2 separate regions of the Mus musculus genome follow, and region 2 is linked to region 1. Evidence: chromatin loops called from intact Hi-C (ENCODE). Cell type or tissue: heart. All regions are shown on one strand. Links, peaks and the distances in the headings refer to the core of each region. The heading gives the core; the rest is flanking DNA. Region 1 holds the start of Hps3 (HPS3, biogenesis of lysosomal organelles complex 2 subunit 1). Region 2 holds the start of Armc1 (armadillo repeat containing 1).

The links. A loop is a pair of places that touch in the nucleus more often than their neighbours do. Peaks named below come from ENCODE experiments on the same cell type or tissue, not always from the same donor. Only the 100,000 strongest peaks of a DNase experiment are listed, where the experiment ranks them.
Region 2: a loop joins it to region 1, with 2.8 times the contacts of the local background. A loop is called at or near these places in 2 of 42 quality-filtered maps.

What each region holds. Positions count from the first base shown.
Region 1 is chr3:20,031,924-20,046,867 of GRCm38, reverse strand. It overlaps Hps3 (HPS3, biogenesis of lysosomal organelles complex 2 subunit 1), which reads left to right and starts at 11,558. Exons shown (of 17, transcript NM_080634.4): 1 at 11,558-11,819. The coding sequence starts at 11,603. In heart, for the core only: a CTCF peak has its summit at 11,625; DNase peaks (open chromatin) are centred at 11,607 and 11,807; H3K4me3 peaks cover 2,025 bases; H3K27ac peaks cover 1,011 bases.
Region 2 is chr3:19,155,982-19,172,000 of GRCm38, reverse strand. It overlaps Armc1 (armadillo repeat containing 1), which reads left to right and starts at 8,906. Exons shown (of 7, transcript NM_028840.3): 1 at 8,906-9,091; 2 at 14,309-14,529. The coding sequence starts at 14,347. In heart, for the core only: CTCF peaks have their summits at 6,582 (motif pointing right) and 9,072; a DNase peak (open chromatin) is centred at 8,820; H3K4me3 peaks cover 2,383 bases; H3K27ac peaks cover 1,676 bases.

The sequences.
Region 1 (14,944 bases), core at 6,945-14,944:
GTGAATAGATTAGACCCTCAAACAATCAGTTTGGCTATAGTTGCAGCCTGGCAGGAAACTGCAGTATGGGCAATTTTTTCACAACACTAAAGTTGTGAAGAATGTTTTAACTGTAAGTCATCTTAAGATAGAGTATCAAAAATTAGAGGTGTAGACTGTTATATTGTTCCTCTAGAATCGGTCCTTATTGCAGGAGAGCCAAGATGCTCAGATTAAAAAGTATTTTACGTTTGAGTCAATGCAGGGCTCTGGGCAGCCCCAGAGCGGCTTGTGGCCTTTCTTTTGTTTTGCAAACAGTGCCTGAGAAAGTTTTTCCCTGTGTTCAAGAAAATTTCTTTTTAACAGTGTTGCAGATCTATTCAGATGTTTAAAATAATGCTTAAATTCAAAGAGTTTTGCTTCTGGTGAACTGGTAATTTCTAGAAAATTTTGCCTCTAGGTATGGCTAATGTAACTTTACATTATGTAAGAAAATTTTTTATTGTTTCTGCTTCTATACAAGAAGCCAAGAGTTTTAATCTTTCAGTGTATATTGTTTCCTAAGTGGAAAGTATTTTATTAACTAATGCTTCTCAAAGAAAGTTTACCTTAAATCCTTGCTCTCACCCAAAGGATTCAGAGACAATATACTTTTATTACTTAGGGTTTTAGTTTACTACAAAAGGTTTTACAAAAAATAAAGAAAGCTTTTATAATTGTTATTAATTATATTCATTGGTAATTAAATATTAGTTGTGCCCAAGACAATTCTTTGGCCAGAAAAAAAAAAAAAACATTATTGTAAAGTCATTTTTCTCATCCTCCCAGCCGATCATTGGCCCACGTGGGCCCAACTAGCTGCTGTGGGGCGGAGTCTTAAGACATAGTTTCCCTTGTTCCAGCACAAATAATCTAGTTGTGTGCTGTAGATGGTGTTTTAAATGCTAAACAATCAAACCTTAATTTGTACATTAATAGTCAATGCCATATCTCTGAGCTCACAATTGCTTAAATTGTTCATCCTTCAGATACTATTAATTCTCAAATTTACAATTGCTTATGCATATTTCTAGTTAATAAATAAATAAATTATGCACATGTGACTCTTAATAACTTTTCAAGCTTTCTAGTTACAACCGCTCCTTAAGAAAAATGATTGAAAGTGCAATTAGTCACTGCCCCTTTACAGCCAAGTATTTAAAATGTTTTTTCAAAAAGTTATTAATTCAAAAGTTTAGGTATTGTGAAATTTTAAAACTTTAACTTCTTAAAAGACAAAAATTGTATCCCCATACATACTATTTAGGGCATTCCCATGCACACTATTTAAATCATATCTTTATTTTCAAAATTTGAAATTTAAATGTCAAAGAATTTAATAAATGCTTTATAGTATCTTAAAAGGATCTACTTGTTGGCTTATAGATTGATCCTAAAACAGCTACCTTATTAGGAAAGGGGAAAACAGGTTTTCTCCACAGAACACTGCAGAAGCATATTAGATAATTCGTGTGTCGAGCTGGCAGGTAAGTTGACTCAGTGTCCTGATTGTAATGACTAAAAAACTAAATTAAATTCATGTTTTAGATCCATCTTGCTTGCCATTTTTCCAGTTTAGACTAGCTTCTAGCCTTTTAACTTTATGGCAATAGTTCATCAGAGACTGTATATACTGACTTGGTAAAATTAGTCATTTAATAGAGTCATAATGATTTTTCTCTTTTCTTCAGTGTGACCAGTCATTCTAACTCAATCTTAGACTGGTCTAATATTCAGTCCAATGTTAGAGATTCCTATATTCTTAACTACCTAGCAAAGTTAATTCAGAGCACATACCCCACTTCCAGAGAGTCTCTGGCCTTTTTTCTATTCTAAAACCAGCCCTGAGCTTGTGCCTTGTTAATTTGCAACTGAATAAAGTACCTAGACTTCCCCAAAAGAAGATCTGCTTTCCTACTTTCTCATTGTCTAGATCTTTTGTTTTTCAAGCAGGTTAATCAACATTCTCCAGCCAGACGTGCATCCCCCGCCCCCCAAGAGCACACAGGTGGCAACTGCTATCTTCATTCCAAGGACATTCCAGCACGTGGCTTTCAGTCTGAGTTGAAATTTAGGTTTACCAAGAGGGCTAGAAAAGTAGATATTTCTAATATTAAAAGAGATTGGTTTTTATTCTGATAGACGGGCTTAGTCCCTTAGCTGGCCTCTGGCTTTTCACCCTTGCTGTTACTGCGAGGTCCCCTTAGTTCCTCAGGCTGTGGGAAATACAGGGATAAGGAGGAAGACTTCCAGCTCCTAATTTAGCCACAAATCGTGGTGTTACTAATGACATAATTCCTGTCTAGGCCTTGCTAAATCTGAGGTTGACAATTCTCCTTTAGGAGCTGCACAGTACTCAGAACTGTGCATACTGGTTCATGATCATACGAATACAGTATGGGTATCACTTGGTGCAGAGAACTACTGCAGGGGAAAGTCCAGATTGATCATTTCTGAGTTTCCTGTGGGATATACCCTGTTTGACGGAGGTTGGTATCTATTTACAGCTAAAAACCAAAAATATCTAAGGCTCTGCCTCCCTTCCCCAAAAGATACCAAGAGCCACAGGTGTGGGTCGTGATAGCACCCACGGGAGGAATCGGGTCAATGTCCACCCAAGCCAAGGTTAAAAGCCCACTCATCTATGGATGAGAAAATCATTTGATCACCTCAGTTAAGCGTTGCCTTATTTAAACGTAATTAATAGGGTGGAGAGAGGTTGGAGACCGTACTGTTGGAAGGGCAAGTCCTTCGCTGCCTCCCACCCTAAAAAAGCCAATTGGCCTTGTACTACGGAGCCGGTCTTTACCCCCTTCTCCCTGTTTCCTGCTTGTCATCCAAAAATGCAGAGGAATATCAACTCAGTGTTATTCTTAATAAAGTGTATTTCAAATTTGTTCAGTCAAACTTAGCCAGGGTTCCAACGCCCTACTTAAAATTCAACTAGAAAGTTACCTATTCAGCACTAATTAGCATTATAAAGTCAGAGCCTACTGCTTAGGGCTTTTCTGTTAGTTGTTTACTAGGACAGAAAGGACAGTCTTAGCCAGATACAGTTTACCATAAGAAAAGTTAGGGAATCCCACGGAGACAGGTTTTTTTCTTTAGCCCCAAGAATTCAGGCAGAACTATTGAGCATAGATAATTTTTTTGCCTCAGGCCAGCCTTTTTCTTAACTTTTTGTGGAGAGCCGTGCCGTGAGCAATCGCCATTATAAGATGGCACTGGCTTCCACTGCGCCTAACTAGTAAACAAGCCTTATGATATCTAGGAAAGAGATCAGGAGTCATATATGCAAGCATCACCAACAGAACACAAGAGATAGAAGAGAGAATCTCAGGGGCAGAAGTTACCATAGAAAACATTGACACAATAGTCAAAGAAAAGGCAAACAGCCAAAAGCTCCTAACCCAAAACATCCAGGAAATCCAGGACACAATGAAAAGACCAAACCTAAGGATAATAGGTATAGAAGAGAGCTAAGATCCCCTAATCAAAGGGCCAGTAAATATCTTCAACAAAATTATAGAAGAAAACTTCCCTAACCTAAAGAAAGAGATGCTTATGAACATACAAGAAGCCTACAGAACTCCAAATAAACTTGACCAGAAAAGAAATTCCTCCCATCACATAATAATCAAAACACCAAATGCAGTAAACAAAGATAGAATATTAAGTGCAGTAAGAGAAAAAGGTCAAGTAACATATAAAGGCAGATGTATCAGAATTACACCAGACTTCTCACAAGAGACTATGAAAGCTAGAAGATTTTGGGCAGATGTTATAAAGACCCTAAGAGAACATAAATACCAACCCGTTCTATTACACCCAACAAAACTCTCAATTACCATACATGAAGAAACCAAGACAGTCCATGACAAAACCAAACTTACACTATATCTTTCCACAGATCCAACCCTACAATGGGTAATAGATGGAAAACACCAACATAAGGAGGGAAACTACACCCTAGAAAAAGCAAGAAAGTAATCTTTCAACAAACCCAAAAGAAGATAGTCAAACAAACATAATTCTACTTCTAACAACAACAACAACAACGAAAGAAAAAAACAGGAAGTAACAACCACTTTTCCTTAGTATCTTTTAGCATCAAGAGACTCAATTCCCAAATAAAAAGACATAGATTAACAGACTGGATATATATATAGGACCCAGCATTTTACTGTATATAGGAAATGCACCTCAATGAAAAAGACAGACACTACCTCAGAGTAAAAGGTTGAAAAACAATTTTCCAAGCAAATGGTCCCATGAAACAAGCTGGAGTAACCATTCCAATATCGAATAAAATCATCTTTCAACCAAAAGTTATCAAAAAGGATAAGGAAGGACACTTCAGACTGGTCAAAGGAAATTTCTACCAAGAAGAACTCTCAATTCTGAACATCTATGCTCCAAATGCAAGTGTACCCACATTCATAAAAGACTTCAACACTCATTCTCAGAAATGAGCAGATCATGGAAACAGAAACTAAACAGAGACACAGTGAATCTAACAGAAGTTATGAACCAATGGATCTAACAGATATTTATAGAACATTTCATCCTAAAGCAGAATATGCCTTCTTCTCAGCACCTCATGGTAACTTCTCCAAAACTGACCATACAATTGATCACAAAACAGGTCTCAAGAGATATAAGAAGATCAAAATAATCCCATGCACCCTATCACCTTGTGGAGAGCCATGCCTCGAGCAATCGCGTGTGTGCCGTGGGCAATCGCCATTATAAGATGGCGCTGGCTTCCACTGTGCCTAACTAGTAAACAAGCCTTATGCGCAAGTGCAAGAGTGAACTCACGCCTAGTCACTGCCCATCTCGGGGCGTAGTAATGGGGTGATGGGTGAGCAACGAATCAGGAGCTGTCACGCCACATCAGGTGCTGAAACGTCACACTGTGGGCTATATAAGCAGCGCCATTTTCTGGGTTCGGGGTCTTCCACCTGAGAAATAAGCAATAAAGCTTTTGCAACAGAAGATTCTGGTTGTCCCAAGTGTGTTCTTGCTGGCGGGGACAAAAGCTCGGGATAACTTTTATTTTTATTAACAACAGGGAGGAGATGTAGTCTCCCCTCCCCCAGCCTGAAACCTGCTTGCTCAGGGATGGAGCTTCCCACTCAATCTTTCTGCCATGCCTACTGCTGGAACCTGCCGCTTTGCTGTTTGGAGCCATCACGTGGTCACCCTGCTACTGGACTCCAAGATTATTTGGCAGGAATTGGGCCCCTCCACTTCACGGAGTGCTGGAATAGTAAAAATTGAACCTTGAGCAGAGACCTTTGTCTTGGTTCCTTCCTTATCTCGCGCAGCCCAGCCCCTCTTCTCTTCCAGGTTTCCAAAATGCCTTTCCAGGCTAGAACCCAGGTTGTGATCTACTGGCCAGACACAACAATCCACTACCACCATCTTCTGAATGCTAATGAAGGACCATAAGGGCTTTTGCCAATCCCAAACTCCAGCTTCCCCCTCCCACCTGGGGTCAAGGCTAGGCCAAGTTCCATTCTTCACCTACAGGAACATTCTTGAGTAAACAATTTGCAGAATGTACCAACTGATAGTCATCTGAAAGTCCAAGGTAGAGTTTAAATGCATGTCATGATTTGCCCATGCTTGTTAGCCAATAGAGTTAAAGGTCAATATGCTTAGCCAATAAGTGTGAACTGTGAACTTGCTGATGTAACCTGTATCCCTATAAAGTATAAAAACCAATTGTAATAGCCATTCATGGTTGCCTTCTAGTCACTCAGCTTGAGGGACTAATTGAAGGTCAACCCCCACGATACGGAAAATAACCCTCTTGCTTTTGCATTGATCTGCATCTCGGTGTTTCACTTGGGAATGTCTTGAAGTAAGTACCAGTGACAGAGGGTCGGGGTCTCACACTGGGATTATGCATGTGACATGTATCAGAGTATCTACCTTTGCTACTTTTCCAGAAAGATATTACTACATATCTTCAAGGCTATGTAGCACCCCATACACTATGTAGATTAGCGATCCTAGACTTCAGCACACAGAGAGGAGTAGGAATGAGTGTTCCAAGATCCAGAGCCTGCCCTCCCCACAGAGCCTGCTCTCCCTACAAAGCTTGCCTTCCTCACAGAGCCTGCCCTCCCCACAGAGCCTACCTTCCCTACATAGCCTGTCGCACCTACATAGCCTGCCCTCCCTAGGCTGATGAGAAATTGGAGATTCATTTTGTAGCTACCTCCACAGCTTATAAATCCTGGAAAAAAATCTCTCAAGCAATATAAAAAAAATACAATGTGGTTACAGTCTACTTTTTAAGTGACTGATTACAGTGAGTAAATGTTTTACATATTACAGGTGAAAAAAAAAAACAAATTATTCCTAAGAATCCACACACATTTAAGCAATTTGCTGATTAACAAAGTGTAAGCAAACAAAATAGAGTGAATCAATCATTTTATCATATATCTTGAAAAGTAGTCTTATAAGAATCTTAAAAGAATCACATATCTAAACTTTTATATATAAAGAACAGTCACTTTTACTTTAAATCCTCCAAGGTACATACCTACTCATTAACAATTTTTTATTAAATCACATCAGGAAGCTGAGGGCAAAACTGCTACAAAAATTGATCATCATCTTGATCACCTGCCCAGGTTTAGCAAGAAAGGCAGGTCAGCTAATGCTCACTGGGCTGCCATTGTTCTTGTTACCTGACCTCAAAAGACTCCCTGGCTCAACTGTCAAAAGTGTGCCTGGCAACTGTAAATTGCTCCCTCCCCGTGATTTACTCCATCACAGCCACTAACATTTTCACCTAATTTTACTGACAATCTACATCCGTAAGTTTTGTCTGAGGGTGGTAGTTGAATCATTTATCTGTTCCAGCAGCAGTCTTTGAAAAGATCAGCCACTATTGTTGTAAGTGCCAATGACACTGCCCAGTGAGGGGCTGGACACTCCCTTAGAGTTTTCATATAACTCATAGATTATGAGGGACATGATGACTGGAAACTTCACAGCAGAATGAAGTCCTCAGGGCTCTGCCTCTCTGAGACACACCTAACATGACTGTGCTAACCAAATTTCATGAGTTCTAAACTGTTTTGACATTCTTCTTGTACAGCCCCTTTACTTAGCGTTTTATTGCTGTGAAGAGACACCATGACCACAGCAGCTCTTATAAAGGAAAACAATTAATGGGAGCTGGCTTACAGTTTTAGAAGTTTAGTCTGTTATCATCATAGCAGGAAGTATGGTAACATCCAGGCATACATAGTCCTGGAGAACGGCCCGAGTGTTCTATATCTTTATCTGCAGGTAGCAGGAAACTGTGTGCCCCACTGGGCATAGCCTGTGCATGTATGACCCAAAAGCCTGCCTCCAGAGTGACACACTGCCTCCAACAAGGCCACACCTAATATTGCCACTCCCTATGGCCAAATATTCAAACCTATGAATCTATGGGGGCCATTCCTATTGAAACTAACAAGAAGGTTAATACCAATGACCATCTGGGACTACTATTTATACCTGTGCAATCCACCTAAGCTTCTCCAGGAGATACAGTGCTAAGAAGTCCCTAAGGTTAGTCTCTCCAACCAGAATATCATCCTTAGCAACCTCTCTTATAGACTAAGCTGTCTATATTCAAATTGCCTATTGAAGCCTGTGATGATTTGTATATGCTTGGCCCAGGGAATGGCAGCACTAGGGGTGGGGCCTTGTTGGAATAGGTGTGTCACTGTGGGTGTGGGCTTTGAGACTGTCCATCCTAATTTCCTGGGACACAGTTCTCCTCTTTGCCCTTGGAACAAAAAGTTATACAAACTCTCAGCTCCTCCTGTGCCATGCCTTCTTAGTTGCTGCCATGTTCCTACCTTGATGATAATGGACTGAATATCTGAAACTGTAAACCAGACCCAATTAAATGTTGTCTTTTATAAGAACTGCCTTGGGCACGTGCCACGGACAGGCGCCATCCTGCCGCAGACCGGCCTCAGTCGGCCTCACTCAATCCGCAGGAGAAATCAGGGTCCTGGACAGGTGGCAAAAGAGTTGGCGAGAAATGACAAATAAATACGGCCACAAGGGAGAGTACTGTATCTGAATGTAATTTCTCAAATCGAGCATCAAACGTTTTATACAGAAGAGAATAGGGAAGTTAGGTGACACATTGGCAAGGTACAATGAGGTTGCCAGATGCTTCATGACTCTTACACAAAGCAGAGGAATGCAAACACAAAGACTGACAGGAACTGGGCAATAAAACAACTGAGACAAAGTCAGCTCTATCTAAGGTCAGCCATAGTCTTAGAAGCCAGGTGTGAGGTCTTTACAATCCCGGGGCAAGGGCTTTCATGCCCAAGCCATGGTTCTAATTAGGGAGTTCTGCTCTAGTTAACCTTCTCATGAATAATGCAATACTCTAGTTCCTCCTTAAACCACAGCCCGATCTTCTTCCTAAACCATTGTAAATTCCTGTATAAGGGAGTGACTTGGCTTTTATTCTAAGTGATAGTGTGGGGGACTTTCTACTAAGTAATGTAGTCTGCCATACATAACTATAATAAGAATTCTAAACTTACTTTGCTAAGCTTGCCCTGAGATTTCTAACTCTTATGTAGTAGATAGTAATGCCTGATTTCTTTCACTATCTCTCTTACAATACTAGAGGCAATTCTGAATGTTACTGAATAGGTAACATTCTTACTGAATTCCAAGCCTAGGGTCTGCTCAAGGACTACCTAGGGCATTGGTGAAGGCCAGGAAGCAAAGTTCAATTTTGCTTAGGTATTTGGCAAATCATTGCTTGGAGGCACCTATAGTAAAACAATACTGAAAGAAAGCACACAGATCCATTTGCAAGGACAAGTTTGGAGCATTGGATATTTGGGATGCCATGTTTCCAGGAGGCCAAGTGTCCATGAACTTTTTGCCTCGGGACTGCTTCCAGGTTTCTAAACCTGTCAAGCAAGTCACTACTGGAGTGGATGTAGTAGTCATGGTGTCTCTTTTACAGCAATGGAAATCCTAACCAAGACAAAGTCCTAAATCCCAGTACCTCAGAATGTGACTAATGTTCAGACAGCACATTTACAAGATAGCCGAGTTTAAGAGAAATCATATGGGCAGATCTTAGTAGAGCTGGCATCTTTAGAAGAGGAGGAAGAGACATCAAGAATGAAACAGACCAGTGAAGACAGTGAGAAGGTAGCCATCTGTAAGCCATGGAAAGAGGGCTCAAGAAAGCAGGCCTTCTCATGTATTGACATTGGACTTCCAGCCTCCAGAACTGAAGAAGTGGAGGAGGAAGAGGAATAGAAGGAGGAGGACTCTGTTGCTGAAACCAAGCAGTGCGTTTTATTTGTCATGATAGTCCTAAAGAACAAATGGGACATGATGGTATGCCACCCTGGTCCCTGCTTTTGTAACAGGAGACAAGTGAGTGGTTTCTACTCACAGATCCTCACAAACAAGGAAACTAGGCATACACTCACTCGAAGCTATCTTCATGCAATGATTAATTTTATCAACTTTACTGTATTCAGAATTAACTATATAACACACTTCTGAATGTGTCTGTGGGCACATTTTCAGAAGGGTTTAATGCAAGAGGGAAGACACAGCTTGAATGTGGGCTCTGCCCTACAATGCTGTGAGGTCTTGGACTGAAGGGATACAAAACAGTATTGAGAAGGCCATTTTCTCTTTTTTTCTGATCAGCCCAGGTAGAAGCAGTTTCCTCCATGATGGACCCTACCTCCTAAATACTGATCTAGACCAAACCGTTCCTCTCTGAAGTATAAGGATCCATGATTTGCCAAAGAATGATACCCCAGACTCAAATGTGGGGTCTCTCATTACCAGAACAGAGACCACCAAGTCAGTTTGCAAGCCTGATTTAAAGCACATTAGGGAATTCTGGGGTAGGTGACCCTGTCAAGATTGACATGGAGGTTGGGTCCATCTCTATAGACATTCCATTACTGGGGTGTGGGGGCTGGAAACTTGCTGGGGAGGTCTGAAAACTGTTGCTGAAGAAGTCTGGAAAGTGCTGCTGACCCAGTGTCCTTGCCTCAGGCCAGGTGGCAGGGCGGCTTCTAAGGCCTGGACTTGCCTGGAATTGTCCAGTTCTTAGAGACAGAGATTTAGGCCTATTCTCCTTAGCTGCCAATTTGAAGTCTGTCATGGAATCAGCCTAGCTTTCTCATAAGCTGATGGTCACAGAAGTGAGAAAAACAGTTAATAAAGATAAAAATCTCTTCCCAAAATTTCTTAGGTCAGCCAGGTACAGGGACTATATCAAGGGAGAAGAAGCTATCTCTAGAGAAGGTAGTGCCATTCTAGGACTTAATGAATCTCACAAAAGTCAAATTACATTCAATTAATATCCTGAAGAGGAAAAATTAATCAAAAGAGACAGACACTTAAATCAGATACTCATAAGAGGGAAAGGGGATGTTTATGGATGTCACATGAGTAGCAATCTGCTTGTTTTCCTGATTTCTGTAGCCCAGATCTCTGGACTATTCCATGTATTCTTTGCTCACTGAGTTTAATGAACCCGTCTCCCAGAGTGTTCCTAGTAGAGGATGAAGTACATGATTCCTCGTCATCTGGAAGGTATTCGAAATGGCAGCAGTTCAACTTCAGTCCAATTGCTCCCACATTATAAATTCTCAGAGCAAAGGACTCAAGGTAACCATCAGCATGAGAATTGAAGTTTGCTCTTTTCAGTGTAAAAAGAAGAGCATCCTCCAGTCAACCAATACGTACATATGTGCATGCAAACACATATATTTTCTAGAATTGTTAAAAAAACATTATAGATCTGGTTTATTAAATCTCCCAAAATAGAAAAATTCCGACGGCAAGTTTCTTCAATATAGGAAATACTTAGGAACTGTATATTGACCATCCGGGGATCTCTCTCCTCCCCTATTATCTAAGGCTTAGAGGAAACTTTTGCCAAATGCCTGCAAAATGTTTTCATAGATCTTCTCATCCAATGCATTATTTTTTTATTTTTATTTTTTGCTAAGCATCTTCGAGGATTTGCCCTTTTCAATAAAACCATTGTAGGATCCACAGTATTTGTGGTGTGTTTAACCCTACGTTGGGAGTTTAACATCAGGTTTTGCAGTTTCATCCTTTAGAAGCAGACTTTGTGTGCCCCGGTACAGGGGAACGCCAGGGCCAAAGGGGGGGAGTGGGTGGGTAGGGGAGTGGGGGTGGGTGGGTAAGGGGGACTTTTGGTATAGCATTGGAAATGTAAATGAGCTAAATACCTAATAAAAAATGGAAAAAAAAAAAAAAAAGTTCAAAGTCTAAGGCAAGTCGACCAAGGCACAGACGGGCAGATGATCGAGTGTTAAACACGCTGAAGGTTTCACATACTAATCTGTCCAGAAGCAGCAAAGTTAACATCTCCAAAGAGGAACCGAGGTCTCTGCATCCACTTAGGGTAGCACTTCACTTAGCGCGCGGCCTCTTTAAGGAGCGGTGCCCGGGGTGTGGTCGCAGCGCTCACGTGATCCGGAGCAGCTCTCTAAGCTTGCGGAAGCCGCCCAGCGGTCCGGGCGCCGGGATGGTGCGTCTGTACAACCTGCACCCGTTTGGGTCGCAGCAGGTAGTCCCCTGCCAGTGGGAGCCGGAGCAGGTCTGCTGCGGCGGGAGCGACGCGCTGTTCGTGGCTGCCGGCTGCAAGGTGGAGGCGTTCGCTGTTCAGGGCGAAGAGCTGTGCCGGCAGCGCTGCGCCTTCTCCACGCTAGGCAGGGTGCTGCGCATGGCCTACAGCGAAGCCGGTGAGGAGCGGCTTTGGGGCGGGGCTCTGGGTAGGGAAGGGATTGGTGCTCTTCTAGGCTGGCTGCTGACAGTCAGTGTGGGTCGGGCACTAAGTGCTAAAGTCATTTTGTGTAGTTGTTTTAGCGACCGCAGATCCGGTGTCGTGCCACGGTCCGGTGCTTGCCTAGTTTGCTTGAAGCCTTGGTCTGATCCTCCTTACTCAGATTGCTTCAACTAGTCATTCTAGCACTTTGGAGGTAGAGACCGGAGGATCTGAAGTTTAAGGTCCTCTGCAGTTTGGTGAGTTCCATTCTAGCCTAGGCTACAAGTAATCATGTCTCGAAGCAAAACAAAGCAGACACCCCACGTGGAGATGCAATGCTGACTGATCCCGTCCACAGCTTGAAATAAAGACGTGTGGCTCGGTTCCACTTATGCCAGACCCTTAAAAGATTAATGTAAGAAAACAAACCTGGTTCAAGAGAAAGAGGAGGGAGAATGATATCCTGAAGTTCACAGGAGGCTCGACCTCAAAAGTTATCTCAAATCGGAGCCAGCCCTTTTACCTCTTAAGTCACTATCACTTGTGGTTGATTTATTACATTGGGTTGTATCAAATGCTTGGCCCTGGTTGGATACTAATGACTTGAGCCACACCGACTGGAGGAGGCTAGCACTAAACCATGATAACCTCGTTCTTGAAACCTTGAAGAACAAAGATGCTTTTATTACCATGTTGGCTGCCTTAAAGAGCTTCAGGAATCATGTGGGATGGCATAAGTATCACGGGCCATATAACTCAAAGGTAGCATTCAGTCCACAGTTGAACTTCAACTTCTGAGTGTAACTTCTATTAACCCATGCATGACTAAACATTAATAGGCTGACCCCTGGCAATGCCTAAGTTCAGAAAACCTGTCTGATGTCTCCTTTGATGCCTTTTTTTCTTCTGAGTAAATGTTCTGGTCTGTGTTCTCTCAGTGCCTAGTGTCCTCTGCCATAGCAAATCCACCTTGTCAACAACCAGGACTATCTGTGCATTTATATTTACTGTGAATGTTTTGGAGGCCTTTTTCCCAGGCAGAAAGCATTTTCTTTTTCTGTCAGGTCCAAAGGAAACCCCAAGTCCCAAACTCCAAAGGGCAGTCCAAAGATCCAGACGTGAGCTCCTCCATGGCTATAGGAGGAGTTCTGGTGTTTAGTTAAAAGCCAGCCTTCCTTCCTCAGGAACTTGTGGAGGCAGTTCCTGTCTGTCAGAGGAGTCATTTCCCTTACCTCTGGCAAAAGGAGCTATGGCTCTTCAATCTACATACACGTGTGATACTACTCCTCAGCATCCCAAGGTCCAGGCTAGCCTCAGGCCTCCCTCAGTCCCTGAAGTACCTATTACATATTTCCAAGTCCATGCTATCTCACTGTGCTCTTCTCTCTCTTGCAGATAACCTTGGCCATGTCTATTCAGCTGGCCATGTTCAGGTTACTTCTTTCTCTCTCTGCTCTGGATTCATCCAGATCTTCTGGCTGTTTCTCCCTCTCCCTCTCCCTCTCCCTCTCCCTCTCCCTCTCCCTTTCCTTTTATCTCCTTCTCCCTCGTCCCTCTCCCTCCATCGCCTTTTCCCTCCTCCCTCTAACTCTACCCTCTCCCTCCTCCCTCTCCCTCTCTATCTCCCTCCTCCCTCTCTTTCTCCCTCTCCCTCCTTGCTCTCCCCTCCTCTCTGTACCCCACCTATCTTCAATAAAACAAAACCATTTCCCTTAACTATACCATGGAGGGGTCATGTTGACAGTTTTACTTTGTACGGGCCCACCCCCTAACCCCCCCCCCCCCCAAGCCTACACTTACTAATCAGCCAAATGCTGCTCTCCCTTTGTAAGTTGTGGGCACTCAGTAAGTCATCTGTGGGGTCCCTGTAACCAGATTTCTGTGGCTCATGGTTTGAGAGGGTTCAGCCCACCATAGTGGGTAGGGTTCACATCATGGTGACTAGAAGGTAAAGCAGAAACAGGAAGGACTAGGGCAAGATAGAATTGCCAGATATCCCCTCTTCATCAGTGACCGTCCTCCCAGAAGTCTCTTTCCTCTAGCCAGACTCCCCTCCACCCAACCCTACCACACCAAAGTTTCCAAAACGGATTAGTGCATTCATTAGGTCAGAGCTCATGATCTAGACATTTTTGGAAACGTTGTCACAAGAAATAACCAGAGGTGTGCTCTTAGGTGTTTCTTTGCCCAATCAAGTTGAGATGATGAACCATTACAAGAGCATTAAGGAAGGAAGGAAGGAAGGAAGGAAGGAAGGAAGGAAGGAGAAAGGAAGGAAATAAGGAAGGAAGGAAAAATGTAGATGGTAGGTTTGGAATTTTTTTTATTAAACAATTTTTTATTAGCTATTTTCTTCATTTACATTTCAAATGCTACCCTGAAAGTCCCCTATACCCTCCCCCTGCCCTGCTCTCCAACCCATCCACTCTTGCTTTCTGGCCCTGGCATTCCTTGCAAGACCAAGGGCCTCTCCTTCCATTGATGGCCGACTAGGCCATCTTCTGCTACATATGCAGCTAGAGACGAGCTCAGGGTGTACTGGTTTGTTCATATTGTTGTTCCTCCTATAGGGTTACAGACCCCTTCAGCTCCTTGAGTACTTTCTCTAGCTCCTCCATTGGGGGCCCTGTGTTCCATCCAATAGATGACTGTGAGCATCCACTTCTGTATTTGCCAGAAACTGGCATAGCCTCACAAGAGACAGCTATACCAGGGTCCTTTCAGCAAAATCTTGCTGCCATATGCAATAGTGTCTGGGTTTGGTGGCTGATTATGGGATGGATCCCCGGGTGGGGCAGTCTCTGGATGGCCCTTCCTTCCATCTTAGCTCCAAACTTTATCTCTGTAACTCCTTCCATGGGTATTTTGTTCCCAGTTCTAAGAAGGGGCAAAGTATCCAAACTTCGATCTTCCTTCTTCTTGAGTTTCATGTGTTTTGAAAATTGTATCTTGGGTATTCTAAGTTTCTGGGTTAATATCCACTTATCAGTGAGTGCATATCATGTGAGTTCTTTTGTGATTGGGTTACCTCACTCAGGATGATATCCTCCAGATCCATCCATTTGCCTAAGAATTTCATAAATTCATTGTTTTTAATAGCTG
Region 2 (16,019 bases), core at 2,779-10,778, 870 kb after region 1:
ATTCAGTTCCAGTGGGTTACAAAGAACAGTGGAAATAGCATGTACTCACTGGGACCTTAGAATCTTCAGATTCATTCTTTTTTTTTTTTTTTTTTCAGTCAGGGTTTCTCTATGAATCTATTGGCCAGGCTGTCTTGGAACTGTCTATGTAAACCAGACTGACCTCAAACCCAGAGCTATATCTCCTTCTGCCTTCTGATAGCAGGGATGACAGATGGGCATCACCATGCTTAAATAGACTTTTAAAAAGATTTACTTTTATTTTATGTGTATTCCATGATTTTGCCACATTTGTCCAGGTGTGGTTGGAAGCCAGAAGAAGGTGTCCGATTTGGAGCTGAACTTACAGGTATTATAAGCTGCTTGACGTAGGTACCACAAACCAAACTTAGTTTTTCTGTAAGAGCAGTATGTACTCTTAAATGCTGAGCTATCTTTAAATATATACTATTCTCTTTCTCTCTCTCTCTCTCTCTGTCTGTCTTTTCTTTTTTCTCTTCTTTTCTTTTCTCTTCTCTCTTCTCTTCTCTTCTCTTCTCTTCTCTTCTCTTCTCTTCTCTTCTCTTTTTTATTTTTTTCTTCTTGAGACAGAGTCTCACTAAATAGCCCCGGCTGCCCTGGATCTCACTGTGTAGATCAGGCTGCCTGTGACTTCACAGAGATCCACCTGCCTCTGCCTCTGAAGTGCTGTGATATAATGTATATACCACCACACCTGGCTAAAGATTCCTTATGATGATGGTGATGGTTGCTGCTGCTGCTGCTGCTGATTTTTATAATAATAATGATAATAATAATAATAATTAGAGTTACGCTTGTGCCTGTGAATATCTGCAGAAGCAAGAAGAGGCTTGTTGAATTCCCCTGGAGCTGGAGTTACAGGCTGTTGTGAGCCACCTAACATAAGTGCTCTTAATTACTGATCCATCTCTCCAGCCCCAGAATCTTTAGTCTTCGGGTCACAATTGCTGGGTCAAAGTGTAGTATTTTCTGGAATAGATTTTGATTCACTGCTCTTTACAGTGCTGTGCAAATTTACATCTTCACAGAACTGAATGGGAGTCCTTGCCCTGCTCACTGTACCTGCTGTCATCATGGTGGGACCTAGACTTGGCCATCAGATATCCAAGGGATTGCTCTTACTTTTACATTACATTGTATTTACCGACAGACATGAGTTTGCCTTCCTTTTCAGGTTTTCTGGCTACATTTTTCATTTTATGGCAAATATTATAGGGTTTTATTCTGTTTTTGTCTCTATCAGTAATATTCCAGATTATGTTGTCTACTGACACCTTTTATGCATTTTAAAGCACATATTAATTATATGCAGAATGGATTGCACTAGATGTTCATCATGTATATAGAGTATTTGACATAGTCATCCTTTATCATCCTCTCTTGCCTGCCCTCCTCCTGTTTCTGATCTCCTCCCTCCCTCCCTCCCTCCCTCCCTCCCTCCCTTCTTCCTGCCTCTTTCTCTTACTTCCTTCCTTCTTTGTGAACCAATGAATTTAGTTGGGTTAAGCAGATTATCATGGACAACTTGCAGTTTTCTGAAAAACATGTATTTCCCTCCCCCAGCAATGATTAACTGCCTACGGATCCTCCAAAAGGAGAGAACTAACTCCCATAGACATGCTGTGACGTGCTACCTGCTCACATTTGAGGGTTTTGATGTTCTATTGCTGAGAAAGGAAGGGCCTTGAATATGCTAGGGAAGTCCTTTACCACAGAGCTGCACCGTACCACCTAAATTTGCTTTCAATATTTATTGTGTAAAAGAGGACTTCATATACTAAGGCATGTGTGTGGATATCAAAAAACAACTTCCAGGAGTCTGTACTCTCCCTCTACCATGTGGATCCTGGAACTAAACTCAGACCATCAGTGTCTTTATATACCGCTCTCCCTCCAGCCCTGGTTGAAACCCTCATCTTCCTGCTTCCATCTCCCTACTCATGTGACTACAGGTGTGTGTTACCACACAGGGCAAATTACAGTGTGTGTGTGTGTGTGTGTGTGTGTGTGAGAGAGAGAGAGAGAGAGAGAGAGAGAGAGAGTGAGAGTGGGAGAGAGAGTGAGAGTGGGAGAGCGAGAGTGAGAGAGAGTGTTTGATGATGGAGAGACAGTTTGAAGGGCAGACATACCCACCACAGTGTGCACTGTGCCAGAGGACAAGGCTGTGGAATCAGTTCTCTCCTTCCTTGATGTGGTGCAGTGTTTTGGATGTGAAATGTCCACATTAAGAGACAGTTCTAGGAAAAGACTTTTGATGTTTTATAGTCTGCCCTTCCCACCCCAGTGTTCTGTCCTGGTTTGTTTGGTGATTTTTGTCAACTTGCCACAAGCTTGAGTCATTTGGGAAGGACTCTTAATTGAGAAAATGCTTTCATAAGATTAGCCTGTATGCAAGTCTGCTGGGCATTCTTCTTGATTAATGATTGATATGGGAGGGCCCAGCCCATTAGGGGCAGTGCCACCTTTGAGCAGGTGGTCCTGGGTTGTGTAAGAAAGCAGGCTGAGGAAGCCAGTAAGCAGAGTGCCCCGTGACCTTTGCTTCTTTTCCTGCTTACTGTGATGTTGGAATGTGCATGGAACTAATGTTGGAGTAATCCTTTTCCTCCTCAAATTGCTTTTCCTCACTTTTCCCCCTCTAGAAACCACAGCAAAGGATATCTAACTAACACAAAAATTGGTGCCAGGAGTGAAATGTTGCTGACAAACCTGAGCATGTGTTTTGAGGATGTTTGAACTTTGGACCTTTGCGCTAGAAAAGCCATGGCGTGCTCAGAGCTTAATAAGCTGTGGTTGTGTGAACTTGGAAGATAATGCTGAGAGTAATCTTGCCGCTGGAGGCCCGGCTGGTGAAGTTTAAAGAGAAGCAAGGCCATTATCAGGGCCATTTGTTTGTTATTTTGAATTAAGAATAGTAGTTCTAGTCACTGGGAAAGGAAAATTTGGCTGTGATTAACAAGAGACCAAAACCGTGAAAACGAAACTTTGCTTTCCTAGGTCAGCTGATACTGGCCATGTAGGACTAAGGAGTCAGCTGCAATTAAAGAGATCAGCATCACTTTGGCAAAAACCTCGGAGAAGTGTTTCCTCGGGGCCAGCACACAGGAGCTGGGATACAGAGGGGGCCAAAGTTGCTTCTCATTCTGGCAACCAAACTTGGTAATGTGTAAGAGCTACCCAAGTGGTGCTGGTTTTGAAGGCCTGAAAGGAGTCATGCAGAAAAGCTGAGGTTTTGACACTGTGGCAGGATCCTGAAGAGAGTCTAGAAGAGGACGTTAGTGAAGGTGCAGCCTCAGTGGCAGTAAAAGCCTCAGTATTGACCGGATCATGGAGCAGAGTTGAGGTGTGGCACTGTGAAGCAAGGTCAGAGTCCCCAAACAGAGCCCAGGAGAAGCTAGTGATAAATGTGCATCCCATTTGCAGTAGAGACAGCAGACTTTTGGAGAGGTCAGTATAATGTGACGGCCATCAGAGTGGAGCAAGCCTGAGCCTATGAGACAAACTGTGTGTACGGTATGTAGCAGACCTGGAGACATGGAACTCCCTAAGCCCTTTGGAGGCCAGAGGATCCTGAGTGGGTTCCAGAAGTTTCTCACGGAGCTTTTATACTGTTGGACTTTGGCTTTGTTTAGGTTCGATTGTGACTGTGCCCTGGTCATCCCCTCTTGGATTAGGAACTCAGTTAACTTATTTTGATTTTACAGGAACCTAGTTATGAACCTTTAGATATTTTAGAGAAACGTTGGAGTTTTAGAAATATTGGATTTTTAGAAAGATATTGAACATTTCAAAAAGAGTCCATATGTTTAGTGTCTGACTTTTTAAAGACTGTGGTGATTTTGAAGTTAGGATGTTTTATATATGATATTAATACCAATATATGAGATCCTGGGGATAGGCAAGAAAGGGAAGGATACTGTTAATAGTGTTGTATTGGTGTGTAAAGTTAACAAGGGGTTAATGGTCCTGTTTTTTTATTTTATTTTTCAGTGTGATATAAGCTAGAGTCACTTGGGATGGACCCTCAATTGAGAAAATGCCTCCATAAAATTGGCCTGTAGGAAAAATCTGTTAGGCATTTTCTTGATTAATGATTGATGTAGGAGGATCCAGCTACTACATGGGCAGTGCCTCCTCTGGGATGGTGGTCCTTGATTTTACATCCAAGTAGGCTAAGCAAACCATGATGAGGAAGCCAATAAGCAGGGCTCCTGCTTTGAGTTCCTTTGTTGATGGACTGTAGTGTAGCTTTGTAAACTGAAATAAACTTTTCCAAGTCAATTTTTGTCATGGTGTTTTATCACTGCAATAGAAACCCTAATTTAAATACTATGAGTAGAAAAAATGTGATCTCTCTGCCCCTGACTTCCAGGTGAGCCCTAGACAACTGTTGTTGTGTCTAACCTATCTGAATATCTAACTGTATTCTCTTCTAAGTTGCTTGTGCTCCTAAGATTTCCTCACAGTAGGAGGAAAGTAACTACACATTCCAGGGATCTGGAGCAGGACAAGCTTGCATCATCGGTGGCAAGCTGCCGAGCGATCTTCCTGGTCGAGCTGTTGGTTATTTGTCTCATAGTCTGATAGTCTTAGCCCACATTGGTGTAGAACTCACTAATAGTCAAGGAAATCATCTGGCCCAGCAATAAGTAAGTAAGTAAATAAATAAAAACAGATATTGTGATGGTTTGTATATGCTCGGCCCAGGGGGTGGCCCTACTAGAAGGTGTGGCCCTGGTGGAGTAGGTGTGTTACTGTGGGTGTAGGCTTTAAGACCCTTATCCTAGCTACCTAGAAGCCAGTATTCTGCTAGCAGCCTTCAGATGAAGATGTAGCACTCTTAGCTCCGCCTGCACCATGCCTGCTGGGACGCTGCCATGCTTCCGCCTTGATGATAATGGGCTAATCCTCTGAACCTATAAGCCAGTCCCAATTAAATGCTGTCCTTATAAGAGCTGCTTTGGTCATGGTATCTGTTCACAGCAGCAAAACCCTAACTAAGATAGATATACACATATAAAAGCATGAAACTAGATACTTACCTTTCACACTGCATAAAAATCCACTCTGAACAGATCAAAGACATTAATGCAAGATCCAAGACTTTGAAACTGTTAGAAGAAAAGTAAAGCAAAAGATATCCAAAAAAAGCATAGACAAGGGCTTTCTAATAGGATTACAGTTGCTTAGGAAATAATTTCAATAACTGACAAATGGGACCTCATGAAATTGAAAGGCTCCTATGATGCAAAGGAAATACTTAATAAAGAACATCCTGGATTAATATCCAGACAATACAATAACTAAAAAACTGAACAAGAATAACTCACAACACACAAACTTTATATGTCCCAGTACAGGGGAACGCCAGGGCCAAAAAAATGAGAATGGGTGGGTAGGGAAGTGGGGGGGGGGTATGGGGGACTTTTGGGATAGCATTGGAAATGTCATTGAGGAAAATATGTAATAAATAAAAAAAAAAGAATAACTCACACTTACTTACTAAATGGGCTAATCGAAGTCAGCAGTCTACAAAAATTGTATACAGAAGAGACCTGATCAATATGTGAGAAATGTAAATCAAAACAAATTTGAGATTCTATTGTACCAATCAGAAGGTCAGAGAACTAATCCTGGCAAGGATGTGAATGAAAGGGAACTCATATTCATAGCTGTTGTCCTGTAAACTAGTCTGGCATCCATGGAAATTGGTACAGAAGTTTCCAATAAACTATAAATCAATCAAAGAGACATTTGCACATTACTGTTTAATACAGCACTATTCATGATTGTTAAATGATGGCACCAAGTCACCTGGATGAAGAAACTGTGGCATGTACATAGAATGGGATCTTTTTCGCCACAAAGGATTAAGTTATGATTTTTTTTTTTTTTGAGACAGGGTTTCTTTGTGTAGCCCTGGCTGTCCTGGAACTCACTTTGAAGACCAGGCTGGCCTCAAACTCAGAAATCCACCTGCCTCTGCCTCCGGAGTGCTGGGATTAAAGGCAAGCGCCACCACTGCCCGGCTCAAAGGATTAAGTTATATTGTTTGTAGGAAAATACACATACCTGGAGACAATCATATTACATTAATTAAGCCAGTCTCAGGAAGATAAATCTCATATTTTCTTTCATTTGTAGTTCCTATGGCTGTTGACTAGTCTTGTGTCAACTTGTTTCACACACTAACAGAGTCATGTGAAAGTAGGAAACCTTAATTGAGAAACATGCCTCCTTTAAGACTCAGTTAGTGATTGATGGGGGCAGGCCCAGCCCACTGAGAGTAGCTCCACCGTTGGGCTCGTGGTCCTGGGTTCTATAAGAAGGCCTAGTGAGCAGCACCCCTTCGTGGTCTCTGCATTAGCTCCTGCCTCCAAGATCTTCCCTGTTTGAGTTCTTGTCCTGTTTTCCTACAGTAATGAAAATCCTTTCCTCCCAAAGTTGCTCTTTGGTCCTGGTGTTTCACTGCAGCAATAGAAACCCTAACTAAGACACTAGACATTTTTTTTTTTAAAGATTTATTTATTTATGTAAATACACTGTAGCTGTCTTCAGACACTCCAGAAGAGGGCGCCAGATCTTGTTATGGATGGTTGTGAGCCACCATGTGGTTGCTGGGAATTGAACTCAGGATCTTTGGAAGAGCAGTCAGTGCTCTTAACCGCTGAGCCATCTCTCTAGCCCCAAGACACTAGATTTTATATAATCACATAAAATCATGAATGTATACAGAACATGAAAGAGAACATTAAAGTAGAAGTGAAATTGGGAAGGGTAACTAAATGGGAGATAGAAGAAATGGGTGGGAGGATATAATCTGTACCTGTAAGAAAATTAAAAACAAGATTAAAATTTCAAAATTGAAAAAGGATTATCTGATATCAAAATGCCAGAAGGACAGCAGGTTGTGGGGTTTTTTTTTTGTTCTTTTTTTTCACTTTGAACCATAGCTAAGATTGTCTCTGGCACAGAGTGTGTATTCAAAAGACGATTGTTAAATAAAACTACAGAGATCTGAATATTGTCTTAAGCAACAGTGGTTGAGAAACTTTACGTACCAGCCTGTCCTGTGGCTAGACCCAAGCAACGATTGATAATGGTAGGTAGCACAACTTCACAGGTGTCAAGTTCAGACACTTTTAAACTAGAAATGTGAATCCATAAAGACTTAAAAGACTTCCCTGAGGCTTGTAATCCATTCACAGGAGTTTAGGAAGCACTAATTAATGTTTTGTTAAGGCTACCTTTGCTTTTTAGCTTCAGCCATCTTTTCTTGGTAATGGCATTTTGCACAAAGTTTAGACTTTGCAGAGCTTTAATGGCATCAGTGTGAATACATTAAATTTCAGATGGTGAATTTTCAATAGGTAAAGACATATTTTCACCGACTGGCTCAAAATAACCTGTCATTACTTACTAATTCTGAAAATACTATATGTCTTTTCTTAATAGGCAGATTAACATTAGCAAAAACAGCGAATTTTCCTTTCTGGATTACTGAGTCACCTTTTATTAGAATATTGGGCAAGTCTTCACTTACTCAGCCAGATAGGTTGTGCTGTACTGGGTATGCCCCTTGGACTTAGTATATTTACTTTTTTTTTTTTTTTTTCCTGCTTTCTACATTCACTGTTTTTAATTTAGGCTCAATGTTCTCTTACCACTAATCCCTGTCTTGGCTTTGTGAATAAAGCACACAGACTGGCTTTTGCCTGTAGGTGAGATGGTTATTTAGAGTCTTGTTCTTGTTTTCTACCAAGCTTTACTTTGGACTTGTTTTCATTTTGGGTTTTAATAATAAGATAACCAAGAGCACGGGAACATTAAGAAACTCAAGAGATGGACTCTTTTGTTCTTCTTCTTCTTCTTCTTTTTTTTTCTTTTTAAGTCAAGGTTTCTGTGAAGCTTTAGTTAGCCTAAACTGGGCTTGAACTTGAAATGGTCTGCCTTCAGCCTTTACCTACTTAGTGCTCAGATTCCGCCGTGGCGGTCTGGTTTATAAATTCACTTACAAAATATTGGAGATAATAGCGTAGAATACAGTCCGGTGTGGTGTCTTCCACATCCTTTCCAAATTAAAGCCCTTTCAAATTCCTTGTAACAAGAATAACAACAAAGTCCCTGTAACTTTAATGTATGAGCAACACGTCAGAATAAGATTGTAGAAACGAAGATCAAAAAGGAGTGTGGATGGATGTATTATTTTCAGATTAGCCTGCGAGACTTGGATAACAATTTCAGAAATACTTTGGAAAATAAAACGTACCTAGAGCAACTCCTCGGTAACTAGTATCGATAAAACAAGTATGTCTTTACTTTGATAAATAGAAAACAGCATTAACAAAACTTCATGATGAACTGGAGAACTCTCTTAACACAAGTCTCTGACAAGAGAAAAGACAAAATTCTTTTCAATGTCAAATCACTTAGGCCAACCCAACAAAAGCACTTCGCATCCCTCGCTTTGCTAGAAAGCAGCACTGAAAAGAAATGAACGAAATCCAGAGAGGCCAAACAGTGTCGACGTTCATAGTAAAAACTACAAAAAAACGTCCGAAGATTCTGGGTAAAGACGCACAGACGTGGATGAAGGGTTACAGGTTGTTTTATCAGACCTGGAAGACTTGCTGAAGATAAACTATTCTGTTCGCGTGTCTGCACACAGAAGCAGAAGCCCTTCCTGCCGCGGGAACCCTGGGAATTGTAGTCGCGGAGCCACGATGGCTGTAAATTTGTTTAGCACTCCGTGGACGGCGAGCCCTTGGTTCCAATTCAGTGTTCTGGGTCCTCATAGGTCCGGTCTAGCTCACCAATGAGCTACTAGGTTTGAGAACATCCCGCCTCTGGTTGGGTGTCCTTCCTCACGTTGCTTCATTTTCAGCCAATGGGATAATAAAGCCAGCAGAGGTGACAGGGTCACCGCGGAGCCTGCAGCTCCTCCGCCGCCAGCGACTCAGCCCTGTGGTTCTTTGAGTCGGGCCGTGGCTCGGGGTCTTCGCCGCCCGTTGTCCGCCGTGGTGGGTGCGGCTCTGATGCTGCGGCAGGCTCCGGACGCCCGGAGCTCTGGAGGGTACGTAGCCGGGGCCGAGGTGGGGCCGAGGGGCCGCTGCTGCGCGGGCCGGCCGCTGCGCCCGCCTCCTGCCGGCATCCCGCGGGCTGCCTCGGACGGCTCCGGACGTGCTCTTCTCTCCTCTTCCTTCTGACCAGCCAGCCCGCCCTACGAGTAGCGGGTGTCCATGTCGCGGCGTTCTTTCTGTAAATCTGCGAGCCTCTGCGCGCAGGCCTCCATTCAAGAGAAACTCGTGTACACAGGTGGTGGGCATTTGTGCACTTAGCTGCTCCTTTGGTGATACTGTCTCCTCAGCGCTTGCAGTAGAAGTTTCCCACTGGGTTAGTTCTGTGCTTGCATGGTACTTGCCAGACATTTTACTGTCTTGCCTTTTTTTTTTCCCACCCTGTTACCCGCTCAAAACTGCTACCTGAAGAAACTGAGGCTTGGAGACGGTAATTCAATTCCAAAAGAGTTACAGTTATAATTGCAAGGAGAAGCCAGATCGGGTCTCGGCGTTTGATAGTGGTAGTTGCTTTTCAACCCGGCTTAATCATTAAGGATTTAGGATAAGTGTGTGCCCGCAGCAGCTCTTAGCACGTGAGGGCTAAATACTTCTATTAACTAAGTGGTGATTCTTAGCTATAAGAAAAGGAATACCTTTCTGACATCTGCCCAGACACTGATGTCTCGCGTGTCTCTAACTCCGTGCTTCAAGACTTCTTGCCCGTTGGCATCCTCATCTGGAAGCTGGTTGGACATCTCAGATTCCCAGACCCACTTACACCCACTGAGCTTGAACTTACTTTTGGCAAGGTCCCTTAGGTGATCGCAGTGTCCTTAAAGTTTGCGAAGGGTTCTGTTTGTCAACATAGAGCCAAGGAAGAGAAAATAAGTTTGGGTCGTGATGGTATGCCTTTAATCCCTGCTTTGGTAGCTATTGGCAGGCAGATCCCTCCTAGTTTCAGGCTCATCTCAACTACATAGGTCAGCCAGAGCTAAGTAAGGAGAAGAAAAAGTAAAGGCATACGTCCTATGCACTGTGACCTCTACTCAGACTGAGATACAGAAAAATGAGAACAAAGCTTTTGTCATTTGCACGACGTTTCCCTTTTCAGAAAATGAATGTGTCTCTTGAGAGTTTTAACTTAGCCGTCCCAACTCTTAAAGTAGACATCAATGTTAACTGTTTCATAATTGTCTTGTAATTGACACCAGGTGCGGGCTTTGGAAGTAAAAGAGCAAATTAAGACAAAGGGGATGCTGATTTACTGTTGCTGGCTAGTTAGATTAAAAGAACCTTGTGCTCTTTATATTCAGTTTGGCAAGGTCTGTGTAAGCCCCACCCCCAGTTTCTTCCATTTGTCGTGAAGATCTTCCCGTTAGTTTTTTGTTGTTTTTTGTTTGTTTGTTTGTTTTTTGTTTGTTTTGGAAGGAAGGGTAGAATTGCTGCTACTCCCAGTTTTCCCAGTTTATTCATTTGGTTATTTGATAATAAAGCTGAAACAAACTGCCAGACTCACTTATCCTAATTCCCAATAGTTAAAGATAGTGTTTCAGAGAGTTTTAGTTTTTAGTGTTTTAATAATAATTAAAAAATATTTTCTATGACTGTTTTGACTGCATATATGTCTGTGCACATGCCTGGGGCCAGAAGGAGGGCATCAGATCCCCTGGAACTGGAGGTAGAGTTGTAAGCTGCTTTCTGGGTGCTGGGACTTGATGCCTGGTCTTCTGGAAGGTCAGTCACTATTCCTAACTGTCCAGCCATCTCTAGCCCCACTTTCAGTGCTGTGTTCAGAGGCATTCATTTATACAGCAGTGTAAAGTTTCAGGCTCTTGTTTGCACCAGAAATTATTTGATGTGCATAGGTCTTGGGTCTTGCCTTCAGAAACACCTACTCATTTGGATAGGCCCAAGGAAATTGTATTGTTTGACGCTGTCAGGTCCACGCTTCTTGACATTAGTGCTTTTGATGGAAAATGCAACTAGCAAACAGATGAACAAGCACACTTGTGTTTGTGCTAATGTGGTGTTCATTACAGAAGGAAAAGGGTTTCCATTTGTTTTGTTTTAACCTTTTATTTGCTTGTGGTTCATTAGCTACTATAAATGTGCTCAGGACAGCATTTCAGGTTATTTAAAAATTATTGTCTCTCTTTGCTGTGTGCATGTGTGTTGTGTGTGTGCACACACTTGTGTCTGTGTCTGTATGAATGCTGTGGAGGCTGGAGATCAACTTTGAGTATATTCCTCCATCTCTTACTCAGCCTTCCTTTTTGAGGCAGGGTCTTTGCGGAACCTGGAGGAGCTAAGCTGGCTCACCGGTGCTCTGCCTTCTACCTGCCTCTCTAGCTCCAGCACTGGGATCACCAGATGTGTAAAACCAAGTGCTTGCTTTTGTTGTTTTATACTGGGGCTTGGGATTCAAGTGCAGGCCCTTGTGCTTGCTCAGTCAGCACTACCCACTCAGTCATCTCCACAACGGTCAGTCTGTGCATGTGTGCACATAGGGTGCACGTCTGTGCATGTGTGTGGAGGCCAAGGGGCTTCCTCAGGCTCCCTCCAGGTTACTCTTCGAGATGGGGCTGTCAGTGAGCCTCCAAGGATCCACCTGGGTGTTTCTCTCTAGCTAGGACCGCATGCAGCACTGCATCCAGCCTCACATTGGTGTTGGAAATGCAAACTCAGTTTTCGTTGCATAGCAGGTTCTTTATCAAGAGAACTATCTTTCCAGCCCTAAAATTATTGTTTTAGTGTGGTACAGAATAAATAAATTTTTACATTAGCATACAAAGTAATGGATTCCATGATGATATCTTCATACATATTGTATGTTGCTCTCATTAATTCCTTTCCTACATTTATTTTGATTTCTGCTAAATTTGGAATAGAGAAGTGTGGAGAAAATTCCTGCAGTAATCACATATAACTAGTTTTCCAGCCTGTGAAGGAAAATATTTCTCTTAAACAATTTAAGTTGATAGTTAATTTAAGTTGATAGCTAACAAAGAATATTTAGTATATAAATTGGGCTTCAAGTTCTATCTTAAAAAAGATTAATTTTTAATTATATGTATTTACATATGTGCTCATGGAGGCCAAAAGAGGGTATCAGATACCCTGGGAATGGAGTTACAGATGGTTGTGAGCAACAAACATGGAAGTTTAGAGCTGAACTTGGGTCCTCTGCAAGAGCACTTTGTGCTTTTAACCACTCGCCATCTCTTCATCTCCAAGTTCTACCTTTTAGCGGTAACCCCCTGATATCCTGTCACTCCAGAAGCAGGTAGAGAATATTGGGTGTCTTTGTCCCAGCGTCCTGCCTTGCGCCCCTCCCTCCTGTTTTTCTTTTATTGAATGCATTTATGGCACTAGGGAATGAAATTAGGGTCTCATCCCCAGGCCAGTTGCTGTCTTCCTGTTTTGACAGGCGTGGTCATGCACTCATGCAATCTCAGCACTCAGGGAGCTTTAGCAGAGTGGGAGGTTAGCTCGGGCTGTGCACTGAGACCTTGTATCACAAATCAAAGTAAGGTAAAATAAAAATTGGTTATGTGAGCTCAGCAATCTGCAGCTAAAACATTGATTATTTGAAAAGGTTCAGCCACATAGTCAAAAAGGGGTGTCTGTAACCTGATGCCATCCAGATACTAAAATAAAATGAACTTCTGACATTGAATAGCCTTGCTTTGAAGTTTTATGTTAAACCTGTCATTTGGAGAGCAAATCCGAGAACTCCTGCCTGCTTTTCTTACCTCGTTTAAAAGTTGTCATTGCTGTGCCATTTGACCTACAACTCTCCTTGTTTTGGTGTTGAGTTTCTGACCCTTCCCTAGGTAGACCCCAGTGTGAGCCCTTATCAGCAGGGTGTGAGGACTGGAAACTTTAAGATATTTTGACTGCACGTCATTCTAAAGGAAGGAGAAGATTATATATAACATTTAAGGGATGATCTCCATTGAGTAGTTATTGAAGGATGACAGATAAAAACAGAGTGTTACAGTGTCAAAGCCTGGACACTGTGAAAAAGCCACTGTTTGCTGTGTTTGGCTTTGTTGTAGTGTGTGTGTATGTGTGTGTGTGTGTGTGTGTGTGTGTGTGTGTGTGAGCATGCATTCATTTACTGTATCTAGGTTTATGTACATATTGGTGCATGTATGCCACCATGTGCGGAGGGTGGAGGTCAGAGACAAGTTGTGGGGTTGGTTCTCTTGTTCCTCTGTTTGGGTTCCAGATGTGGGACTTAGTTGTCAGCTTTGGCAGCGAGTGCCTGTACCATGGTCTCCCAGATTGCTTGGTTGAGGCACAGATTAGAGAGAAGCCCTTTTTTATTGTTTCTTTCTCTCTCTCCCTTGCTTTCCTTCCCTGTCTTTGGAATTGAACTCGGAAACTAAGTAAGGTGTGCTAGGCAGTGCTCTGCCACTTAGCTTGTTCCTTGAACAAAGTCTTCATTTTGAGTCAGGGTCTCAGTCAGTCACCCAGGGAGCCTTGAACTTGAGCTCTTCCTGCCTCAGTGTCTGAGGCAGCTTGCATTGCAGGTAGGCCACAGGGCTTGGCAAGGGTGGTCTCCTTTGCTCTTCTCCTTTGCTTTAGGAGATTTCACAGTTTGCTGTGCATCTCTCCTCACCCCCTCCCCACAGAGGAGTAAGAAAAACCCAGGCTGTCAGCTCACCACTTTGCCTTGAGGCATTTTTTTTTTTTTTTTTTAGGCCTAGAAAGGTCCTAGGAGGGAAAAGTCCTGGCAGTGTTACAGTTTGAAAAGGGGAGCAAAGGTTACAAGCTTGTACGTAAAGACCGTGCTTATTGGAACCTTAGTGTTAAAATATGTATTGCTAAAATGGGATTTACTGGAGTATTGAGGATGGCATATGTGCTTTTGCATATATAAATAACTTGATTGCTTCCTTCAGCTTATGTTCATTTTATTTTTCACAAGCTTTAGAATTGCCAGTCCTTATTTTTGTGTGTGTGATTTAGATTCATCTGCTTCTTTCTAAAGATATTATAATGTAGTTACTTAAAGGTACCAGAGCTAGGCACAGAGGGTGCTTGCTTGTCATCCAAGCTTTTGAGAATCAGAGGCAGGGGGATAATACACGGACAGCATCAGCAGCGCAGTGAGTCTGAGGCCAGTCTGCACTGTGTAAGTAAACAGACAAATGGAATCCTTGTCTACCTTGGCAGACGAGGACTGATTTTGTCAACCTGACTTCTACTCTTTTTTTTTGTTGCAGAATTTAAGAAGCTTTTATTCATGTGCATGTCATAGAAGATGAATTCATCCTCTTCTACTATGAATGAAGAACCTGATGCTCTATCAGTAGTTAACCAGCTACGGGATTTAGCAGCAGATCCACTAAATAGAAGAGCCATCGTCCAGGATCAGGGATGTTTGCCTGGCCTTATTTTATTTATGGACCATCCAAACCCTCCTGTCGTTCACTCAGCTTTGCTTGTAAGTTGCTTTTAATACTTTGTGTTGTGGTTTTAATAATGCAAATACGAATTTTCAAAGACCTTTGATAACATGGTAAAAGACTAAGACATTAGATCATACAGTCTGTATTCTGGCATGTAAAAAACATGGAAACCATGGCATATATGTAGTTCTTCAACACAAATAGCAACATGTTGATTTTGTTTTTTAATGTAAATGGTAACTATAACACATATAGTTATAATATGTTCTGACCCTTGGTATTTTCAGTTAACATGGTGATCTGTTGTTTGGTTGGTTTTCTTTTTTGGGGGGTATTTCTTTTGGGGGGGGGGGCTTGAGACAGGGTTTCTCTGTATAGCCCTGGCTGTCCTGGAACTCACTCTGTAGCCCAGGCTGGCTTCAAACTCAAAAATCCACCTGCCTCTGCTGCCCAAGTGCTGGGATTAAAGGTGTGCGCCACCACTGCCCGGCTTGTTTGGTTTTCTTTTTGACATGGGATGTATTGTTGTGTTGGCTGGGCTGTTCTCAGCTCTTGGGCACAAGTCATCTTTTGACTGCAGGTATACATACATCGTCACACCCAGCCTATTACTATTTTCATCCCGAAAACCCCCTGTGTATGTTGAATGTATAGTGTGTGTAGCTAGGGCTCAAACCCAGCACTTTATGCATATTTGGCAAACCTTCTAATGTTCTCTAGGTCATCAATTAAGAGAATTCTTGAGTTCTGAAGATTACTCTTTAGTGCAAGAGGTTAAAAATCAGGGTGTCATGGATGTTAAGCACATGTTGTACTGAACTCACCCAAAAGATACATATATTTTTAAAATTTCATAATAGCTTTCTTTGTTGGAGAGGAGAATAAGACATCTTACTTTGCATCACCTTCTCACCTAGAACTCACTATGTAGTCCCAGACTAGACTTGCAGTAGTCATTGTGGCCCAGCCTCCCAAGTACTGGGGCTACAGATGTACACTGCCTCATCTGACTTACAACAGCTTTTTCAGATTTGACTTTTATGCCATCATAAAGGTCATGCATTTAAAATATACTCTTGAGTGGCTTTATTCACAGAGAGTGGTACAGCCATCATTGTAGTCAATTTTAGAACATTTTTATTTTGTTCTATTGTTTGAGACAGTCTTTTTATGTAATCTACCTGGAGCTTGAGATCCTGTTGGTGCAACCTCTCGAGTGTTGGGATTATAATGCTCTAGGAGGGCATGGCCACATCTTTCTTTAGAAGTTTTTATCACCCAGACATCACCAGACTGTATTGGTCACCTCTTACTCCCCAGTGTCAGCCCCATTATGTAGGCAACACCGATCAATGCATTTGCTATTTTGCAAAAATGCCTAAAGAGTTTTTATGTAGATACAATCATATAATATGTGACTTGGTGGCATTTCTTTTATTTGTATTATATTGGAACATATCTATATTCAACAAGTTTCAGCGCTTTGTTCCTTTCATGTCTTGAGAACATTCCATTGCGTAGACAT